2 separate regions of the Homo sapiens genome follow, and region 1 is linked to region 2. Evidence: chromatin loops called from intact Hi-C (ENCODE). Cell type or tissue: IMR-90. All regions are shown on one strand. Links, peaks and the distances in the headings refer to the core of each region. The heading gives the core; the rest is flanking DNA.

Region 1 (5,309 bases), core at 310-5,309, 170 kb after region 2:
AACCTCCACCTCCCAGGTTCAAGTGATTCTCCTGCCTCAGCCTCCTGAGTAGCTGGGATTACAGGCACCCTCAGCAACGCCGGACTGATTTTTTTTTTTTTTTGAGACTGAGTCTTGCTCTGTCTTGCCCAGGCTGGAGTGCAGTGGTGTGATCTCGGGTCACCGCAGCCTCCGCCTAACGGGTTCAAGTGATTCTCCTGTCTCAGCCTCCCGAGTAGCTGGGATTACTGGGGCCCACCACCATACCTGGCTACTTTTTTGTATTTTTAGTAGAGATGGGGTTTCACCATGTTGGACAGGCTGGTCTTGAACTCCTGACCTTAGGTGATCCACCCGCCTCGGCCTCCCAAAAGTGCTAGGATTACAGGCATGAGCCACCATGCTGGGCCAAAGTGCTGGAATTTACAGGCATGAGCCACCACCCCCGGCCAGTTTTCTTAAACTTGATTCCCTTTTTTTTTTTTTTTTTTTTTGCCTTGGTTTTGGGAGTGAAGATGACCTCTCTCAACTACTACTGCAATTCCACATGATCACCAGGATGATACTAAACTTTTAGAAATAAGTTTAAAATAGGGTTTTCTTAAAAGCTTTCTTTTTTTCCGACTTTAGTGAGCATCGGAATAAGCCTTATTTCTTTACAGCAAGATTTCTCAACCTTATTACTAATGACATTTTGAGTCTGGTAATTGTTACTAAGGGAGACAGGGGACTGTCCTGTGAACTACAGGATCTTTAGTAGAATCCCTGGCCATCACCTCCCCCTCCATGTGACAACCCAAAATGTCTTCACACATTGCTATACCCCCAAAGGGCAAAAATCACCTAGTTGAGAATCACTTCATTATAGATGATTGCCTGGTTTCCCTTAAAAATATATCCCCACTTGAAATAAAAATGAGGTTAGTTGCCCCAGAATATTTCCAGATATATTCAAACAGGATCTGGGTTAAAAAATCTGGTATGTCAAACCTTACAAAGTACCTCATCAGGCTGGGCACAATGGCTAACACCGGTAATCCCAGCACTTTTGAGAGGTCAAGGTGGGAGGATCACTTGAGCCTGGGGAATTGGAGACCACCCTGGGCAACACAGTGAGGCCTTGTGTCTGTAGTCCCAGCTACTGGGGAGGTTGAAGCAGGAGATCACTTGAGCCCGGGAGGCTGGGGTTGCAGTGAGGGGAAACTGTGCCACTGCACTCCAGCCTGGGCCACAGAGCAAGACCCTGTCTCAAACAAACAAACAAAAAAACCCCACAAAGTACCTCCATCAAACTCCATGTCAAGTCAGACCAGAAATCTTTTATCTGGCATTACAGGAGGGGGAAAAAATACTTTTCCTTTAAGACTTAGATCCCATTTCATGAAATAATCTCACTAATAACAAAGAGGATGGGTGGGACTATACACAACTGACTAAAATGGTGTTGAGTACTTGAGGTACAGTGGCTCTCGTCTGCAATCCCAGCACTTTGGGAGGCTAAGGCAGAAGGATCATTTGAGCCCAGGAGTAAACCAGCCTGGGGAACAAAGCCAGACCCTGTCTCTGCAAAAATAATTTTAAGTTAGCCCGGCAGGATGGTGTGTGCCTGTAGTCCCAGCTACAAGGGAGGCTGAGGCAGGATGATCACTTTAGCCCAGGAGTTCAAGGATGCAATGAGCTATGATCAGGCCACCACACTCCAGCCTGGGCAACAGAGCAAGACTCTGTCTCAACCAAATGAAATGGTTTAAGTACTGGTAGGAGAGGACCCAAAGAAGAGGAAGACAAGTGCCTTATACTGGATTGTCCTTGGTCTGGTGTCACCATTGCTCTCAATGCTATTAATGCTCTAATTAGTTTAGAAATGTTAAATTGAGTGAAAGTAACATTGGAATGCATGAATGAAATTGACTATTATGTGACTCAGAAATCACTTGTCAAAAATGGTGGTGTTCAACAGTGAGGAACAAAACCACATTTCATATAGATATAAAACAGAAAGGCCGGGCTGGGCGCGGTGGCCCACGCCTGTAATCCCAGCACTCAGGGAGGCCAAGGTGGGTGGATCACGAGGTCAGGAGATCGAGACCAACCTGGTTAACACGGTGAAACCCCGTCTCTACTAAAAATACAGAAAATTAGCTGGGCGTGGTGGCAGGTGCCTGTAGTCCCAGCTACTTGGGAGGCTGAGGCAGGACAATGGCGTGAACCTGGGAGGCAGAGCTTGCAGTGAGCCGAGATTACACCACTGCACTCCAGTCTGGGCGACAGAGGGAGACTCCGTCTCAAAAGAAAAAAAAAAAAGGAAAGGCCAGGTGAGGTAGCTCACACCTGTAATCCCAGCACTCTGGGAGGCCGAGGTGGGCAGATCACTTGAGGCCAGGAGTTCAAGACCAGCCTGGACAACATGGCAAAAGCCCATCTCTACTAAAAATATAAAAATTAGCCAGGTGTGGTGGTGCACACCTGTAATTCCAGCTACTTGGGAGGCTGAGGTGCAAAGATAGCTGGAACCTGGGACATAGAGGTTGCAGTGAGCTGAGATTGTGCCACTGCACTGCAGCCTGGGCAACAAAATGAAATTCTGTCTCAGGAAATAAAATAAAATGAAATGGAAAATGAGTAGTTGTATGATAGCAAATAAAAATCTAGGTTTTAGAAACTATAACCTTGATAAATTGACGTTCTTTTGGACAAAAAAATATTTTAAATTAAAAAAAATATATATATATATAAACACTATAACCTAATTATCAGCCCTGGATCAAAAATGAACATGATACTGGCTTATAGTATCAGGAATATGAAAAACAAAGATGCTCAAAATTAACCTGCAAAAAGAGACACTTATAAATTTTTTTTTAAAAAGTGGAGACATACTGGGAGACACTAAGGGTCCTTAATATAACCAAAAGGACAGAAAAATGGGACCTAGGAAGTTGGGCAATTGAGGAAGATAATCAAAGCAGGTTAAGAATTCACTATGAATAAAAATCCTGACCAACTGGTCTCTCCAAAGGGGAGTCATGGTTATACTTCAGCAATCTGAGAGAACAGATCACAAGAGTGACGTACACACCAGAGATCATACTATGATCTATGTATCTGAAGACGTTTAAGGTGACACTCTAGTGGTCAAAAATAGACTGCAGTACTGCAAATTGCTGCAACTGCCAACTGTTACTCCTCTTGGTGACAACAAGGAGAAAATTGCTTTTAAAAACATAACTGCCAAAGCACCAACAATCGAATGAATGACAACTTTATTTTTCTTACACTTTTAAGGCTGATGAAAAACCTTCATTTCAATTGAAAAGTATGGTAACTGTGTTTACTCATTATTATTAGTTTTCTAAAACACAACTTGAAAACATCCAGCATGCATGTTTAATATCAGTACAATGAATTCAAGACCAAGTATACATGTTACATTCAGCAAGGCTAGATTACAGATTATCATAGTCATCATCATCATCATCGTCATCATCATCATCTTCACGTTTTCTTTTCAATGCATTTGATGATTCATTGGCAGTATTTTGTGATGACATCATATTAGTGGTAATAAGAATGTTTTTGGACCCGATTAATGATGGATTAATCAGAACATTCTGAACTGCTGAGGTTGCAGGAATTGAAGCTTTTACAGCTGGAGACTGAGAAGTAGGCATCTGTACTGTAAACCTTTGACCTGTGAGGGACATGGGAGTCCCTACTTTAGTTGAAACAGACATGGTCTGTGGGGTTGGTGTGCCTAGTGTGGGAGTACTTGGTCTGCTAGTAACTGAACCAACACTTAACCGCGGGACTGTTATTCTTCCCGCAGAAGTTGATGCCTTTTTCTGTAAAGATTTCAGCCTATAGTTTGGAGCTGTTAAGCAGTATCTATCAGGTGGCAACCTAGGACCTGAATATGGCTTGATCAATGGCAAAGGGGTTTGATTTCTTTGCCTTGCAATATCTAATAAAAAATCTCTTGGGGGAGGAGAGGTAAAAGACTGATCAGCGCGGCACTGGATTGCCAATCGCACATCATCTGCATCAACAGTAGCTTTCTTAGCATGGCTTGAATAAATTTTTGCATCATCTAGAATTGTGGTCACATATCGGAAGGCAAACTCCAACATCTGATTTATAACTCTTGGCTCATATTCTGTAATCCCCATATCCTTCAGGATTTGTGCCATCATCTGTGCATCTTTCGGCATGCTCTTGGGAGAAGCCGTCTTGCCAGACTCCATGATATCCGATGATCAGACTTTAGATCATTTGAAAAAAATATGTACATTAGATCAATCTGAAATAGTTACTTTAGTAGCAACTGTCAGGAACTTAAAAAAATTTTAAATCTATGTTAAACTGTAAAAAAATTTTTAAAATTTAAACCATATGTTTTCTTAATTTTAATGAGGCAACTTAAGGTCGCTTTAATTTATTGAGTTCCTACCATGTACAAATCATTGTCGACTATAAAAAGATGAAGACACAAATAAGGGAGCGATGAAAGATTAGGGGAAAACAGGGTAAAATAAATAAAAACAATGATCATCTTAGAATATATGCAGTTGCATGCAAATCTCACACTAATCTAAGATACCATAGCATAGTCAGGTCCCACACCTGAGCTCAAAACAGTCTCTTTCCAGTGAGACCAATATACTCACTGTGCTCATATATATGTTTAGCAGTACCAAACCTTTGTTTGTTCAACTTAAAAACATTCTCCTTATTCACATTCTACCTATCCGAAATCCAGTCTCTTTATAGGAGCCTTCCCAACTATTCACAAGAATTGCCAGCCATTTTGAAGGCGGAAGGGAAAATGGTCAAAATAACCAGGACATAGCATTAGACACTTAATATTTCTGTGGATTCCCTAACAGAGTATATATTCTTTAATGGCAATCTCTGTTTTTTGTACCCTATGACAATACCCAGCACTAACACTCCACTTACCAGACCTTAAAAAAAAAACAAAACAAATCTAACACCAAAGTGTCCCTTACCTTCTCGAGCTAAATCACCCACATTAATGTATTTCAGTCCTGATTTTGACGCAAGTTCTTTGCCTAGTGTGGTTTTTCCAACCCCTGGTGTACCTGTAAGACAAGCCACAGAAAAATACTGTTTGTGAAATACTACTTATCACACTGCGGTCCACCTTCTGCCTTTCCTTTTATTTTTGAGACAGAGTCTCACCTGGCCTCTGCCCTTAAAAGTTCTTGACGACTGAAATGAAAAATTTCCTAATTAGCAATCATATGTAAAATTTTTTTTTTGAGACAGAGTTTCACTCTTGTCGCCCAGGCTGGAGTGCAGTGGCACAATCT
Region 2 (5,305 bases), core at 306-5,305:
GACCACAGGTCTAAGTCACCACACCTGTTGTTTTTTTGTTTGTTTGTTTGTTTTTGTTTTAAGTAGAAACGAGGTCTCACTATGCTGCCCAGGCTGTTCTCCTGACTTCAAGCGATCCTTCCGCTTTGGCTTCCCAAAGTGCTGGGATTACAGGCGTGGGCCATCGCCACCAGTCCATTCTGTGTCTTTTGAACTGTTTTTTTGTTTGTTTGTTTGTTTTTCGAGAAGGAATCTTGCTCTGTTGCCCAGGCTGGCGTGCATCTCTGGTGTGATCTCGGCTCACTGCAACCTCTGCTTCCCGGGATCAAAGGATTCTCCTGCCTCGGCCTCCCCAGTAGCTGGGATTACAGGTGCCCACCACCACGCCTGGCTAATTTTGTATTTTTAGTAGAGACGAGGTTTCTCCATGTTGGTCAGGCTGGTCTCCAACTCCTGACCTCGAGATCCTCCCCCCTCGGCTTCCCAAAGTGCTGGGATTATAGGTGTGAGCCACAGCGCCCGGCTTTTTTTTTTTTTTTTGAGACGGAGTTTCACTCTGTCACCCAGGCTGAAGTGCAGTGGCGCGATCTCAGCTCACTGCAACCTCCGCCCCCCCGGGTTCAAACGATTCTCCTGCCTCAGCCTCCTGAGTAGCTGGGATTACAGGCGCCCGCCACCACACGCAGCTAACTTTTGTATTTTTAGTAGAGACGGGGTTTCACCATGTTGGCCAGGCTGGTCTTGAATTCCTGACTTCAGGTGATCCACCCGCCTCAGCCCCCAAAGTGCTGGGAGTACAGGGGTGAGCCACCACGCCCAGCGAATTTAACTTTTGTCAGGAGCCGTATTACATTGACAATGGAGAGGAAGAAAACAGCACAGTATGATCAAGTTTAACTAGTGGGTAATTAGCTGTAAAAGAACTCTCGACTCTTGTTCAAAGAGGTTCAAGCTGCTGTGCTTGTGCGGCAAGGACAGTGTCCAAATGAAAAACTACAAATCAGTCATCTGTCCTTCATTTTCTCCATTCCCCCCACTCACTACACAGCTAAGAAAGCTCAAAGGTACCCTGCAGACACTCAAAACTTGAGGGCACGCAACTCTCAGTTACGAGTGGTGGCAATCATAATGACAGAATGAAGTACCAGTGCAAGAAACTGGAAGCGTGTGGATGTCTCCAGGCTGGAAGTCTGGGTTCGAAATGTCTGCAATGCCTCGCACTTGTGGCCCGTCCCTGATCTTCAGAAGCCACTGGTTTCTCCGCCAAACAAAGGGTATGCACCTCATGGGCTCAGGTCAAAAAAGTCTTCTAAACAACCCTCTAATGTTTATCTTTCACAGCCTGCCGGGCACACCCATCTTCAAAGGCAGAGGACGGAAAAGTGCCAAGATGGATGGACATATGGCTGTCGCCGCACTCCCGTGTCCAAGCGCCAAGGCCGAATGACCACTTAGGTCAGGAGATTTTTCCCCTCCAGGCTGCTGTTCCCGGGAGATGTCCCAACGTCTCTAGTCCAGCCCCTAACTCAGCACTCTACACATCCGACGCTTAACGAAAGCTATTCCAACTTTTTACCAGCCGTCTGCAGTTATTTTCACCAGTAGAGCCCGGATGAAAGAGGAGCCCGTAGTAACCACGGCAACCGAAAAACAAGGCGGAAAGGGTGGGGCCCTGGGCGGAAGGGGCGGGGCCCTCGGGCCTTTTCCCGGCGTCCATTTAGTGGCGGGAAAAGCGACCTTTTCTGAGCGCGTTTGCCTGTTGAGTGGTAGCCTTTCCCCTCAACCAGCAATGGAGGAGCAGCCCCAGATGCAAGACGCCGACGAGCCCGCGGACTCCGGAGGGGAAGGCCGGGCAGGCGGGCCACCGCAGGTCGCCGGCGCCCAGGCGGCGTGCAGCGAGGACCGCATGACCCTGCTCCTCAGGTTGTTCCCTTTGGCCTCCTCAGCCGGGGCCAAGTGGGCGTTGTGGCCCGGAACTCCGCCCTTGCTCAGAAGGGCTAGGGTTCGAATTCACGCTCGGTCACGTCAGGTCTCCGTGATTGCCTCATTCACTTAAACTGTTGAAGCTCTTTCTTCATCAGCGAAAAGGAGAGAAAAATGACCCCCTGGAGAGAGGTTACAAGGGTTAAATGAGATAGTCTAGGAAAGTGTTGAGCACAGTGCCCCGGGCCCTTAGAAGCTGTAATTTCTCCTCCTGTTTCCCCGCCCTCCCCCTACCTCTCTGGTTTACAGACAAATTGAATGCCAGAGCTAAACTGGAAGGAAGGTGCCCCTACCATTTCTTTTAGAACTACGACCCTTTGTAACCCAGAAGCTTTATATGTTATAAATTCTACTAAGCGGACGGTGTTTATACTTTTCCACTAAGCGGTTGCTGGGGAAGATTCGATGAGAAGGGACATTCGTCTTCTAAACTAGTGAGCAGGAGAAGGTCCTGGGCCAAATCTGCCTAACTGCCTATTTTTGTGTGACCACTCAAGCTAAGAATAGTTTTTATGTTTAAGTGTTGCAGGGAAAAGATCATAAAAATATTTCATAACACGTGAACTCTATTAGAAATTCAAGTTTCAGTTTCCATAAACAGTTTTATTGGAGTACAACTTTCCTGCCACAAGGGTGGAATTGAGTAGCTAAAACAGAGACCGTGTGACTCACAAACCCTAAAAAATTTACTATCAGGTCCTTTACAGAAAAAAATTTGCGGTCCTCTGTTCTATATCATAACAGAGGTAGTTTTAAAAAAATCATTATTGGCTGAGCGCGGTGGCTCACGCCTGTAATCCCAACACTTTGGGATGCCGAGGCAGACGGATCACCTTAAGTCAGGAGTTCAAGACCAGCCTGGCCAACCATGGCCAACATGGTGAAACCCCGTCTCTACTAAAAATACAAAAATTAGCTGGGCGTGGTGGCGGGCGCCTGTAATCCCAGCTACTCAGGAGGCTGAGGCAAGAGAATTGATTGAACCCGGGAGGCAGAGGTTGCAGTGAGCAGAAGATTGTGCCATTGCACTCCAGCCTGGGCAATAGAGCAAGACTCTTGACTCAAAAAAAAAAAATTAATTACCATTTTTTTCTTTCTTAAATGTTTTGAAAAATGAAAAGATGTCTATTTCTTTTTTATTGTTTTTTCCTCCTCACCCTTGCTGTCATCTTAAATTACCATTTGCTCATAGTTTTTCTACTTATGTATGATTTTTGGATTTATAGAACAACTGAAAAACTATATGAATTAGTAATCCAAGGATTAGTATCTTTGTTATTTTTCTGTATCTCCTGATAAAAATCTGTGTTTGTAAATACAGTGGTTTGGGGTTTAATCATTTTGGTCTATTCTTTGTATAGCATCCTCAGTTCAGTCTGGCCTATTAAAAATAATCTTAAGCGGCCGGGTGCGGTGGCTCACGCCTGTAATCCCAGCACTTTGGGAGGCCGAGGCGGGTGGATCACGAGGTCAGGAGATCAAGACCATCCTGGCTAACACGGTGAAACCCCATCTCTACTAAAAATACAAAAAATTAGCCGGGCATGGTGGCAGGCGCCTGTAGTCCCAGCTGCTTGGGAGCCTGAGGCAGGAGAATGGCGTGAACCCGGGAGGCGGAGCTTGTGGTGAGCCGAGATTGCGCCACTGCACTCCAGCCTGGGCAAGAGTGCAAGACTCCGTCTCAAAAAAAGAAAAAAATCTTAAACACCAATTTTTTAACTTTTCCTGACAGATGCTGTTTTCCCAGTGTATTCCATTTTGTGTCTTCCTCTGAGGCCTTAAAGTTCTTTATACCCATTTTAAATAAAATGAGGCCAAATTAGAAGTTTGTAATTAGGAGTTTAATTATTTATATTTATTTTGTTGTATCAGCTTCCGAAAAAGAATGAGTTGGTTCGTCATGTGGTAATGAGTAAAACCTTAATCAATAAATATGTGACTTTATATTCTCTTTATCTGTTTTCAGGCTGAGAGCACAGACAAAACAACAACTCTTAGAATATAAATCAATGGTTGATGCAAGTAAGTATTTTCATTTTCAAATTAGGGTTTTGTTGTTTGTTTGTTTGTTTTTTTGAGACAGGGTCTTGCTATCACCCAGGCTGTAATGTAGTGGCGCAGTCTCTGGTTTACTGCAGCCTCAGCCTCCTGGGCTCCAGCAATCCTCCCACCTCAGCCTCCCAAGTAACTGGGACCACAGGCACATGCTACTGCGCCCGTCTAATTTTCTGTATTTTTTTTGTAGACACAGGGTTTTGCCACCACACCTGGCCTCAAATAAGATTTTGTGAGTTTGATGATTAACAGTACTCGAGTGAAAATAAAATTAACTTTACCAAAAATTGTTTATATATGTTATAGTGTGGCAAAACTGGTAAACATGCAAGATATTTATGAAGTATGCTAAGTGTGCTGAAGGAAACAAAGGCATGATAAGAGGGAGGGGCTTCTTTTCATAGGGATGGCTTCTCTAAGAAGATGATTTTAGAGCTCAGATCCAAATGAGAAGAAAGTTTACGTTCCAATAGTCTTTTTGTTCTCTATATAGCTAGTACCATTTTTAAGGGATTGTGACATCCAAAAACTAGATTTAGTTAACACTGTAGAATTTCTATACCTAGGAGACGACAGATGTAAGGCAGGCCACAGGAAGTTTAGTTGTAGCCTTTGAAAGAAGATGTTTATCTAAAATTGACTATCTGCTCTTTTAGAGGCCAAGACAAGAAGATCACTTGAAGCTAAGAGTTTGAGATTAGCCTGGGAAACAAAGTGAGACCTCGTCCCTACAAAAATAAAAAAAACGTAGCCAGATATGGTGATACATACCTATAGTCCCAGCTGGGACTCACTACAACATCCAACTCCTGGGCTCAAGTGATTGAGTGATTGTACTGTACTCCACTCCACTGGGCAACAGAGTGAGACTGTCAGGCAATCAACAGAGAAATAAGTATTGATTCTTTTACCATTTAAAAAATATATATATGGCTGGGCTTGGTAGCTCACACCTGTAATCCCGGCACTTTGGGAGGCCGAGGTGGGCGGATCACCTGAGGTCAGGAGTTCGAGACCAGCCTGACCAACGTAGAGAAACCCCGTCTCTACTAAAAATACAAAATTAGCTGGGCGTGGTGGTGCATGCCTATAAGCTCAGCTACTCGGGGAGGCTGAGGCAGGAGAATCGCTTGAACCTGGGAGGTGGAGGTTGCAGTGACGCGAGATCACGCCATTGCACTCTGGCCTGGGCAACAAGAGCAAAACTCCGTCTCAAAAACAAAAACAAACAAAATATATATATATATACACACACACATATACGTATATGTATATATATGTATATATA

The links. A loop is a pair of places that touch in the nucleus more often than their neighbours do. Peaks named below come from ENCODE experiments on the same cell type or tissue, not always from the same donor. Only the 100,000 strongest peaks of a DNase experiment are listed, where the experiment ranks them.
Region 1: it touches region 2 in a loop (2.4-fold over the local background); 8 of 110 quality-filtered maps call a loop at or near these places.

The regions. Positions count from the first base shown.
Region 1 is chr5:69,361,518-69,366,826 of GRCh38, forward strand. It overlaps AK6 (adenylate kinase 6), which reads right to left. Exons shown (of 5, transcript NM_016283.5): 2 at 4,986-5,078. It overlaps TAF9 (TATA-box binding protein associated factor 9), which reads right to left. Exons shown (of 3, transcript NM_003187.5): 2 at 4,986-5,078; 3 at 3,226-4,237. The coding sequence starts at 4,220. The coding sequence ends at 3,426. Among named protein-coding and RNA genes, the nearest start is that of AK6, 5.3 kb to the right of the region's middle. In IMR-90, for the core only: a CTCF peak has its summit at 3,103; no DNase peak of the experiment used is centred there.
Region 2 is chr5:69,187,867-69,193,171 of GRCh38, forward strand. CENPH (centromere protein H) reads left to right here and starts at 1,717. Exons shown (of 9, transcript NM_022909.4): 1 at 1,717-1,902; 2 at 3,929-3,984. The coding sequence starts at 1,769. It overlaps LOC112267932 (a long non-coding RNA gene), which reads right to left and starts at 1,611. Exons shown (of 2, transcript XR_002956215.2): 1 at 1,125-1,611. RefSeq lists enhancers at 1,329-1,568, 1,496-1,790 and a silencer at 1,649-1,768. In IMR-90, for the core only: a CTCF peak has its summit at 2,582; a DNase peak (open chromatin) is centred at 1,615; H3K4me3 peaks cover 1,891 bases; H3K27ac peaks cover 1,179 bases.